2 separate regions of the Homo sapiens genome follow, and region 2 is linked to region 1. A link is a contact called in ENCODE Hi-C or POLR2A ChIA-PET data. All regions are on one chromosome and are shown on one strand. The core of a region is the stretch at or near the end of the contact, and the rest is flanking DNA. Distances in the headings are between cores, read along the strand shown.

What was found. Hi-C counts contacts between places; a loop is a spot of excess contacts on that map. ChIA-PET counts read pairs that join two places held with the same protein, here RNA polymerase II (POLR2A). Pooled maps may share reads with other maps.
Region 2: a loop to region 1 is called in a pooled map, with 15 times the contacts of the local background. The contact joins the promoter of ZNF611 here to the promoter of ZNF28 in region 1. A Hi-C loop is called at or near these places in 1 of 37 single-sample maps with no recorded cell type and 12 of 50 pooled maps. POLR2A ChIA-PET finds 5 or more read pairs at or near these places in 2 of 52 experiments (BJ and activated B cell).

What each region holds. Positions count from the first base shown.
Region 1 is chr19:52,820,383-52,826,106 of GRCh38, reverse strand. ZNF28 (zinc finger protein 28) reads left to right here and starts at 4,474. Exons shown (of 4, transcript NM_006969.5): 1 at 4,474-4,521. It also overlaps a transcript of ZNF600 not described here. RefSeq lists an enhancer at 4,028-4,529.
Region 2 is chr19:52,732,665-52,738,388 of GRCh38, reverse strand. ZNF611 (zinc finger protein 611) reads left to right here and starts at 3,345. Exons shown (of 6, transcript NM_001161499.2): 1 at 3,345-3,388. LOC124904760 (a long non-coding RNA gene) reads right to left here and starts at 4,358. Exons shown (of 2, transcript XR_007067328.1): 1 at 3,929-4,358; 2 at 2,685-3,595. RefSeq lists enhancers at 2,930-3,059, 2,372-3,357 and a silencer at 3,240-3,309.

The DNA of each region.
Region 1 (5,724 bases), core at 3,225-5,724:
TCCAGCCTTCCACCAGTTCCCTTGGCTCAATGGGGAATCACTGCTGAGAGTACTGTGGCAAGTCAGCGTAAGTCCTACAGAAATGTATTCAGACACCATTATGAGATTTTAGATAAAATTATTTGATGAATGTGCCTGTCACCCAGACTGGAGCGCAGTGGCGCAATCTTGCCTCACTGCAGACTCTTTCCTCCAGGTTCAAGTGATTCTTGTGCCTCAGCCTCCTGAATACCTGGGACTAAAGGTGTGTGCCACTATGCCTGGATAAGTTTTTTGTATTTTTAATAGAGATGGAGTTTCACCATGTTGGCCAGGGTGGTCTGGCACTCCTGGCTTCTAGTGATCCATCCCCCTCAGCCTCCCGAAGTGCTGGGATTACAGGCATGAGCCACTGTGCCCGGCCAAATGATTTTTTTGTTGTTGTTTTTTGTTTTGTATGTTTTGTGAGACCGGTGTCTCACCCTGTCAACAGGCTGGAACTTACTAGCACATTGCAACCTCTGCTTCATGGGTTCAAATGATTCTCTAGCCTCAGCCAACTGAGTAGCTGTGTTACAGGTATGTGCCATCATGCTTGGCTAATTGTTATATTTTTAGTAGAGATGGAGTTTCTCCATATTGGCCAGGCTGGTCTTAGACTCCTGGCCTCAAGTGATCCTCCCTCCTCGGCCTCCCAAGTACTGGGATTACATGCGTGAGCCACTGAGCTCAACATGATAAATGTTTTGTTGTGGTATTTTATCCTGCAAGTCTTAAAATATTCCATGTTTTCAAGGTAGGAAGCAAGATAGCTTACTGTTTTTCATTCTCCTTGGAGCATTTTCTGAATGAAGACACGTGAGTCCTTCCCAGTTTGTCACTGTTACCAAGAATGCCACACTGGCTGCCTGTGAGTGTGCTGACTTCGCTACATGTATCTGGAGGGTTCCTGCAGGAGGGGCTATTGAGAAACTGATTGCTTCTTCTAGGACGTGGCATTTCCTCATTTCTTAGATCTGGGAAGATTCCATCCCTACCCCCAGGTGTAAAAGCGCCCTCTCTGAGAACATGAGAGAGCACCATGTGCCCTGCAGCCTCTGCATTTCAGGCTCAAGCAATCCTCCCATCTCAGCCTCCCAAGTAGCTGGAACTACAGGTGTGCACCACCGTGTCCAGCTAATTTTTGTATTTTTGGTAGAAACATGGTTTCAACATGTTGCCCAGGCTTATTTTGAATTTTTAGTCCCGTTATTTCTAAGTCTCTGTTTTATAAATTTGTGTATAATTTCTTGGGATCATCCACGTTATCTCTTTGTATATCTGGTTATGTTCTGTTGGAACTTCAGCAGTTCAGAAATCAGCCAGCTTTCACGGTTTTTGGTGTCTGACTTCAGTGAGGAAGAACACTCTCCAATCAGACTGGCTAGAGATTCCTGAGACCTCTCCAGATTTTTCTTTATTTTCGTCTTTAAAGTTAGTTATTTCTTTTTTTTGAGATGGAGTCTCTCTATGTCACCCAGGCTGGAGTGCAGTGGCACAATCTCAGCTCACTGCAACCTCTGCCTCCCAGGTTCAATTGATTCTTCTGTCTCATCCTCTTGAGTATCTGGGACTACAGGCGCGCACCACCACACCTCGCTAATTTTTGTATCTTTAGTAGAGATGGGGTTTTACCCTGTTGGCCAGGCTGGTTTCACAGTCCTGACCTCAGGTGATCTGCCCACCTCGGCCACCCAAAGTGCCGGGATTGCAGGCATGAGCCACCGCGACCAGTCATGGATAGCTTTAAATCAACAAAGTAATAAGTTGTGTTAGACTGTCAGCCAACCGGCAGGTAGACATATCTTTGTATTTACCTGGATGCCTATGTAAGAAAAACTTAAAGAGGAGGCATTTCCTTTGTTTTTGAGGACACCCTACTGTGGAACTGGTAATGTGTTTTTTTTGTTTTTTGTTTTGTTTTGTTTTATTTTGTTTTGAGACGGAGTCTCACTCAGGCATGAGCCACTGCGCCGGCCATATTTATTATTATTATTATTATTATTATTTATTTTTTGTTTTTGAGACGGAGTTTCACTGTTGTTGCCTGGGCTGGAGTGCAATGGCGTGATCTTGGCTCACCACAACCTCCGTGTCTCCTGGGCTCAAGCGATTCACCTCCCTCAGCCTCCCGAGTAGCTGGGAATAGAGGCACATGCCAACAGGCCAGGCTAATTTTTGTATTTATAGGAGAGATGGGGTTTCTCCATATTGGTCAGGCCGGTCTCCAACTTCCGACCTCAGGCCATCTGTCCTCCTCGGCCTTCCAAAACGCTGGGATTACAGGCTTGAACCACCGCGCCTGGCCTGAAGTGGTATTTTTTAGAAAGTAACTAAGCCTTTTTTCAGTTTAATGACCCAAGGATGTATTTCTGAAGGTCTTGGGAACGATCCTTGTAAGGCAAACTACAAGGGCGATAGTACCTATATCTCAGTAGGAAGTTAAATAATTCAAACATCAAATATTTCAAATTTAAAGCTACGGACATTTAAATAATTCTGAGCTTTGAGAGGAACGTGGTCATGCAACCTGAGTCCAGTGGTGTGCAGGCGCAACTTCTAAGAGTTTTACTGGCCAGGTGCGGTGGCGCACGCCTGTAGTCTCAGCACTTTGGGAGGCTAAGGTGGGTGGATCACTTGAGGTCAGGAATTAGAAACCAGCCTGGCCAACATGGTGAAACCCCGTGTCTACTGAAAATACAAAAGCATTAGCCAGGCATGGTGGCGTGTGCCTGTAATCCCAGCTACTCAGGAGGCTGAGGCAGGAGAGCTGCTTGAACCCGGGAGATGGAGGTCACAGTGAGCCAAGATTGCACCACTGCACTCCAGCCTGGGCAACAGAGCAAGACTCCGTACCAAAAACCAAACCAAAACAAAACAAAACAAAAAGTGCAATAAAATTTAGTTTCCTAATATAAATTTTAAAAAAAGTTTACCTGTAAATAATTAGGAAGACTAACCTGTTGGCATCATTGTCCCTTCTTATGGAGTGATAAAGTAACCTTCCTTGAAGTGTATCAATCCATAACCAATCAATTTGCTGCAGCCTATGCACTGGCCTTGAATGGAAAATGTGATTCTGGTAAAGCTTCTCTGTCTTTCCCTGTGTGTGAAACCTTAACGTCTCTACTTGGGAACACGGGCCCCCTTCATTTGGAGTTGACGTTTCCAGGTGGCTATCCTCAAGCTTTGTGTTCCAATAAACTCTATAGTTAATTATGTATTCTAAATTTTATTATTTACTGCTGACGTCAGTTTCTGTCGGACTGTAGCAGCCTCACTAGAGACGGCACCTGCCTCCATGTTGTAAAACTCACACTTGTCAAAAAGACGTGGGTTAAAGTAATTCCCCTCTCTCTGCATGAAGCTAACTAGCTGACACAGATAGTCACCTCCATTACCAAGTACAGCCAGGATGAACTATGTGCGACCAAGGCTGTTGTCAACTAATCTTCCCTGAGGACTGATTAGTGTTTATCTTGAAAACATGTACTTAACGGGTTGCATAGAACAATGAAGTTTCTTTCTCTCTTTTCAACCTCTTAGCTGTTTGCCTCTATTTCCCAACACATTCTGGTCTAAGGCTTATTCATTAATAGAATAGTTCTTATTTCTTCCTGTTTTGTCATGAAGATGATTTCTCATTTCGGGGAAGATTTTTTAGTTTTCAGTTGTATTTTCTCAACATTTAAAAAGCAAAGTAAAGAGTATTTCCTGGGCCAGGCACAGTGGCTCAGGCCTGTAATCCCAGCACTTGGGGAGGCCAAGGCAGTCGGATCACTTGAAGTCAGGAGTTCGAGACCAGCCTGTCCAACATGGCGAAATCCTGTCTCTACACAAAATACAAAAATTAACCGGGCATGGTGGGTGTGCCTGTAGTGCCAGCTACTCCGGAGGCTGAGGCAGAAGAATCGCTTCAACCCAGGAGGCAGAGGCTGCAGTGAGTCAAGATCTCGCCACTGCACTCCAGCCAGGGCGACAGAGAAATAGCCTCAAAAAAAAAAAAAAAAAAAAGGGAAAAAGAAAAGAAAAAAATGTAAATAAAAAGGAGAAAGTAATAGATCTCTTTTACAAATGTGCTGGGACAACTAACTGGATATCCACACGGAAAAGAGTAATGTTGTATCCCTGTCTCGCACAAGCAAATTTTTTTTTTATTATTTTTTTATTTTTTTATTTTTTTTTAGAGACGGAGTCTGGCTCTGTTGCCCAGGCTGGTGTGCAGTGGCTCGATCTCGGCCCAATGCAAGCTGTATCTCCCGGGTTCAAAAGCCTGAGAACATGGCCTGGGAGGAGGCTGAGACTCACAGGTCCCGCTCCGGCCCCGCCCTCTGCGGGTTCTAAAGGGCAAGGTCTCGCCGCTTCGCGCCCCGCCCACACCTCACCCGGGCCCCGCTCGCCTCCTCGTTGGCTCCACCCAGGCCTGGTTTCTGTCCTGCGCGCGCAGATTCGCGCAGACCAGGAAGCGGATCCCGTGGAATGACGGTGACGCCGCGGCGGGCGGTGAGTTTTGCTCTGTGTGGTGTTAAGTCTGAGCTTCCCAGGTCCCCGGCACTTCTGTACATGGGATGTGGGGTCCCCCTAGACCTGGAAGTTCTCCCCTTTCTTCGTTCACTCAGAGCAAATGGAGATGTTCTACTGGGAGTCCGGAAGCCCCTTCTTTTTAGGTTTAAAGTCGCCCTGAGGCTGGTCCCGTCCCGGGTCTTTCTGCTACAGGGCAATGTATACACTTCCTATCTCGTAGTTTTCCTGCTCAAAACCTTTTTTTGACTCCTTCCGCACGGCTCTTTTTAAAGTCCTCACCCTAGAGGTGTATTCCCACCCTGTGCGCCTCCCAGCCTCATCCTCCTGGGTTCCTGGAGCACAGCGCGGCGACCCCAGTCCCGGGAAGGCTGCGTTCTGTGGTCCTGGGATCCTGCGGATCCCACCCTTGTCCGAAGGCGTCGTCGCTCCCCACCTCCCTCCTCCTCTTGCTGGGCCCTGCTGCTCCCCAGATCTCCCCTCCGCAGTCACCGCTTCCCCTGAGCCCGCGTTGGAGAGGTGCCTGGGGCTTGTCCTGTGACGCGGGGTGTTCTTGCCCGCCCAGCTCCAGCTCTGGGAAAATGCGCTTCTCCGAGATGCAGGTGTCTTACTCCAAACCCTCGTGTGATCGTGTGGGCCAAAGGGATCAGGAGACAGAGAGAGGGACTAAGAGAGCAGTAGAAAACCTGAGACAGAGAAAAGAAGAATGAGAAAGACCCATAACAGATGGCAAAGTAGAGGATGGTGAGGGATTTGCCAAGAGACAGCAAAAGTGATAAAAGATAAGAAAGCAGGAGGAGAAAAGCAACTGGAGAAATGTAGAGAAAAGCTAGATGTACAGAGAGATGAAGGACAGACAGCAAGGTAGGGAGAGGGGCAGAAATGTGGAGGCTCATCAGAGTGAGGGAGAGGAGGAGGGATGTGGAGCCGGGTCAGACAGAGCAGAGTGGTGCTGGTGGCAAGGAGAACAGAGGGAGAAGCACAGCGGGGAGGACACCTGGGGATCTGGGGTGCCAGACTGGGTCCAGGGGGTTATAACAGAGAAGAGAGAATTTAACAGGGAGAGCAGAGAGGGGAGAAGAGGTGGAAATCTATGGAGATTGAGGACGATCTAAAGATTGGGGAGAAGGACCAACAAGAGGTTAAATAAGGGCCGGGCGCGGTGGCTCACGCCTGTAATCCCAG
Region 2 (5,724 bases), core at 2,096-4,595, 87 kb after region 1:
AGGACTTGGGAGCTCTGTCTGAAAGGCAAACAACAGAGATAGCACTTGTGTCTCAGTAGGAAATTAAGTAATTCAAATATCAAGTGATTCCAATTTAAAGCCATGGACCTTTAAATAATTCTGAGCCTTGAGAGGAATGTGGTCATGCAACCTGAGTTCAGAGGAATGCAGGCGCAACTTCTAGGAGTTTTTCTGTAAATAATTTGGAAAACTGGCCGTGAACAGTGGGTCACGCCTGTCATCCCAGCACTTTGGGAGACTGATTCTGGCAGATCACGAGGTCAAGAGATAGAGATTATACTGGCCAACATGGTGAAATCTCATCCCTAAAAAAAATACAAAAATCAGCTGGGCATGTTGGTGCTTGCCTGTAGTACCATCTATTCGGGAGGCTGAGCCACGAGAATTACTTGAACCAGGGAGTCGGAGGTTGCAGTGAGCCGAGATTGCACCACTGCACTCCAGCCTGGTGACAGAGCGAGACTCCATCTCAAAATAAATAAATAAATAACAATAACAATAAAAAAATTAGGAAGACTACAGAGCCCCAGTGATAAGACCTCCTCAGAGCATTGTCCCTTCTTATGTAATGATAAAGTAACTTTCCTTGAAGTGTATCAAATCATCACCAGTCAAGTTGCTGCAGCCTGTGCACTGGTCTTGAATGGAAAGTGTGGTGATTCTGCTAAAGCTTCTCTGTCTTTCCCTGTGTGTGAAACCTTAACGTCTCTACTTGGGAACGCTGATCCCATTCATTTGGAGTTGATGTTTCCAGGTGGCTTTCTTCAAGCTCTGTGTTCACATTAACTCTGTACTTAATCATATACTTTAAATTTTATTATTTACTGCTGACATCAGTGTCTGTCGTATGGTAGGAGCCTCACCAGAGAGGGCACCTGTCGCCATGTTGTAAAACTCACACTTGCCAAAAAGACATGGGTTAGAGTTTCTCCCCCTCCCTCAGGATGACGCTAGTTAGCTGACACAGATGGTCACCTCCATTACCAAGTAGAGCCAGGATGAACTATGTGTGACCAAGGGTGTTGTCAAGTCCTCTTCCTTGAGGACTGATTAGTATTTATCTTGAAAATATGTCCTTAATGGGTTGTATAGAACAGTGAAGTTTCTTTCTCTCTTTTCAATCTTTTAGCTGTTTGCCTCTATTTCCCATCACATTCTGGTCTAAGGTTTATTTATTAATAAAATGGTTTTTATTTCTTTCTCTGTTATCGTCGTGGAGATGATTTCTCATTTGGGAGGAGACTTTTTAGTTTTCAGTTATATTTTGTCAACATTTAAAAAGCGAAGCAAAGAATATTTCTGCGGCATGGCACGGTGGCTCACGCCTGTAATCTCAGCAGTTTGGGAGGCGGAGGCGGGTGGATCACGAGGTCTAGAGATCGAGACCATCCTGGCCAACATGGTGAAACACCGTCTCTACTAAAAAAAAATACAAAAAAAAAAAAACCCAAAAAAATTAGCCAGGCGTGGTAGCGGGAGCCTGTGGTCCCAGCTACTCCGGAGGCTGAGGCAGGAGAATGGCGTGAACCCGGGAGGCGGAGCTTGCAGTGAGTCGAGATTGCGCCACTGCACTCCAGCCTGGGCGACAGAGTGAGACTCCGTTTAAAAAAAAAAAAAAAAAAAAAAAGAATATTTCTGGCCGGGCGCGGTGGCTCACGCCTGTAATCCCAGCACTTTGGGAGGCCGACGCGGGCGGATCACAAGGTCAGGAGATAGAGACCGTCCTGGCTAACTCGATGAAATCCCATCTCTACTAAAAATACAAAAAATTAGCCAGGCATGTTGGCTCACGCCGTAACCCCAGCACTTTAGGAGGCTGAGGCAGGCAAATAACTTGGAGTGAGGAGTCCGATACCGGCCTGGTCAACATGGTCAACCCCGTCTCTACTAAAAATACAAAAATTAGCCTGGCATGGTGGCGCACGCCTGTAATGCCAGCTGTTCCCAAGGCTGGGGCAGGAGAATCGCTTGAACCCAGGAGGCAGAGGATGCATTTAGTCGAGATCTCGCCACTGCACTCCAGCCTGGGCAACAGAGAAATACTCTGTCTCAAAAATAATAATAATAATAATAATAATAATAATAATAATACAAGAAAGTAATAGATCTCTTCCATAAATGTGCTAGGACAACTATCTGGATATCCACATGGAAAAGAATAATGTTGGATCCCTATGTCACACAATCAAAAATTTTATTTGCGAAAGTTTTTTTTAAAAAAAAAGAGAGAGAGAGAGACAAGAAAGGGAGACCGCGGCAGTGGGCGTTATTTTGTCGCTCAGGCTGGCTTGGAACCCGAGGCTCAGGGATCCTCCCGCCGCTGCTTCCTGAGTAGCTGGGACCTCAGGCTCCCGCCCCCGCGCCTCTGCTGTCTTTAAGCAGCAGGTGGTGACCTCACTCCTTCTCGGCCTGAGCACTCCGTCCGGCATTCCAGGCGGTGGCTTCAGGGAAGTCTCTGAAGCTGAGCACAGGGCGGAGTCTCCTTCCGGAGTGAATGGACAATAGAAAGGGAGAGGATATCTATCTGTTCTGTGGGACCTCAGCATGACATGGTACATACCGCCCAGGCAGGGCTTTGCATTTCACATTCTAGTTTGTATCCCTGTTCCAGACAATTACAGTGTAGCAGGACGAGTCGCAGACAAAACCTCTCAGACACCGAGTTGTAGAAGGAAGGGCTTTATTCAGCTGGGAGCATTGGCAAGCTACTGCCTTAAAATCCAAGCTCCCCGAGTGCACAATTTCTGTCCCTTTTAAGGGCTCACAACACTAAAGATTTCAGATGAAAGGATAGTGACTGATTGAGCAAGCAAGGGATACGTGACAGGGGCTGCATGCACCGGTGATCAGGGAGAGAGAGAACAGGGCAGGAGTTTCACCGTGTTCTTCTATACAATGTCTGGAATCTATGCCTAACATCAGCTTCTAAATCATAAGTTGATTTTTAACTACTGGGTTTAGGCCAGGCGGATCCAGGCCTGGTTTCGGGCCTGGCGCGGGGCTGCCTGTCTTTGGTTTTACTTCCTGTTGTTTTTACTGACTATAAAACAATATAAAACAATGTCAGAGGGTCTCTCTCTTCTCTCAACAGGGCTTTTGTATCATGCCTCAGACTTTCTGGCGCTCTCGCCTCCAAAACCTGAAAACAGAGACGCTGGGAGCGAGGCTGAGAGACGCGCAGATCCCGCCCCGGCCCTGCCCTCTGCCGGTTCTAAAAGGCAAGGTCTCTCCGCCTCGCGCCCCGCCCCTACCTCGCCCAGGCCCCGCCTACCTCCCACTTCCCGCCCAGGCCTGGCTTTTGTCCTGCGCGCGCAGATTAACGCAAACCCGGAAGCGGATCGGGTGGAGTGTAGGTCATATCGCCGCGGTGAGTTTTGCTCTGTGTTGTATTAAGTCTGCGCTAACTAGGTTCCCAGGGCTTCTGTCCCTGGGACGTGGGGTCCCCACAGACCTGGAAATTCTCCGGCGTCTTCCTTTGCCCAGAGCAAATTGAGACATCCCCGTGAGAGCCCGAGGGTCGCTTCCTTTTGGGTTTAAAGTCGTCCTGAGGCTGGTCTCGTCCCCGGTCTTTCTGCTATAGGTCAATGTATACACTTTCTGTTGCGTAGTTTTCCTGCTGAAAACCTTGTTCTGACTCCTCGCGCCCCGCGCTTTTTAAAGTCTTCACCCGCGATGTGGATTCTTGCCCAGGGCGCCTCCCAGCCTCCCCCTCCTCAGCCCCGGGAGCGCCGCGCCGCAGCCCCAGTCCCGGGGAGGCCGAGTCCTCTGCCAGGTCCTGGGATCCTGCAGACCCCATCCTGGTCCTAAGGCGCCGTCGCGCCCCCCCCCCCCGCCCCGCACCTTCCTCCTCATGCCGGGGCCTGCTGCTCCCCAGGTCTCCCCTCCGCAGTCACCGCTTTCATTGAACCTGCACTGGGGAGGTCCCAGGGGCCTGTCCTGCGGCACGGGGTATTCTTGCCTGCGGAGCTCCAGGGCGTGGAAAATGCGCTCCTCCGGGATGCAGGCGTCTTACTCCAAACCGTGTTGCGATTGTGTGGGCCAAAGGAATCAGGAGACAGAGAGCAGTAGAAAACCTGAGGCAGAGAAAAGAAGAATAAGAAAGGCCCATAACAGATGGCAAAATAGAGGATTGGTGAGGGATATGCCAAGAGATGGCAGAAGTGAAAAAAAAAAAAAAAAACCTAAGAAAGCAGGAGGAGAAAAGCAACCGGAGAAATGTAGAGAAAGGCTAGATAGATGTACAGAGAGATGAAGGATCACAAGGTAGGGGGAGTGGCAGCAAAGAGGGAGACTCATCAGAGTGAGGGAGAGAGGGAAGGATTTGGAGCCAGGGCAGACAGAGCAGAGTGGTGCTTGTGTCAAGGAGAACAGAGGGAGAACCACAGCAGAGAGGACAGCTGGGATCTGGGGAGACACAGAGTGGGGACAAGGGAGTATATCGGGGAAGATGGAATTTAACAGGGAGAGCAGAGGAGGCGCAGAGATGGGAGAAGAGGCAGAAATAGATGGAGATTGAGGACGATTGAAAGATTGGGGAGAAGGAGCAATAAGAGGTTAAATAAGTTGTGAGGATGGAGGAGAAGAGGTGGAAGAGAAGGAATAAAGGGAAGAAGGGGATGAATAGCAGGAGAGGAGAGGGGTACAAAATGAAGAGCAGAATCCCAGGGAAAAAGAAAAGAAAACAAGAGCTAGAGAGAGAAGGGGAGAATGAGAGATATGTACAGAATTAGGGAGGGAAGCACAGTAATGAAGAAAGAGGGTCTGGACACAGTGGCTCACGCCTGTAGTCTGTAGTCTCCACACTTTAGGAGACTGAGGCAAGGGGATTGCTTGAGTCCAGGAGTTCGAGACCAGCTTGGGCAACATAGTGAGACCTCCCCCCCGCCAAAAAAGTAAGTAAATAACCGGGCATAATGGTGTGCACCTGTACTCCCAGCTGCTCTGGTGGCCAAGCTGGGAGGATGACTTGAGCCCAGGAGGTCCAGGCTGCAGTGAGCTGAGATCATGTGACTACACTGCAGCCTGGTCGTCAGAGCGAGACCTTGTCTCCAAACAAAAAAAAAGGGGCGAGAGACTGGGTTCAGATGAGTGGGTGAGTTCATTGGATATGATTGGTTGTGACATGTTGAGTTCTGTATATATAATCTAATAACTAAAAACTTGTTTAAATTACACAGATGAGATTGAGAATTTTAAAATTCGTATCTATAAGACATGTACATTCTATAAATCTTGGCATCAGAGGTTATGTTCCACTTGGAATCCCTATTTGCCAGAGGGCAGTCACTTATTCAGTTGTGAATCACTGTCTCCCCTTTTCCTAGGATGGGGTAGGACGTGGGTCAGTGAAGTGGGAAAATAGTCACTGTCTGTTGTTACAAAATACATTTAATTAATTAATTAATTAATATTTTGAGACAGGGTCTGACTCTATCACCCAGGCTGGTGTGCAGTGGCGTGATCTCCTCTAACTGCAGCCTCGACCTCTTAAGTTCAAGCCATCCTCCTTCCTCAGCCTTCTGAGTAGCTGAGACCAGAGGCATGAGCCACCAAGCCCGGCTAGTTTTTGTATTTTTTTTTTTTTTTGTAGAAACGGAGTTTCACTATGTTTCCTAGGCTGGTCTCAAAATCCTGGGCTCAAAGGATCCTCCTGCCTTGGCCTCCCAAATTACTGGGATTACGGGTGGGATTACAGGGAGGAGC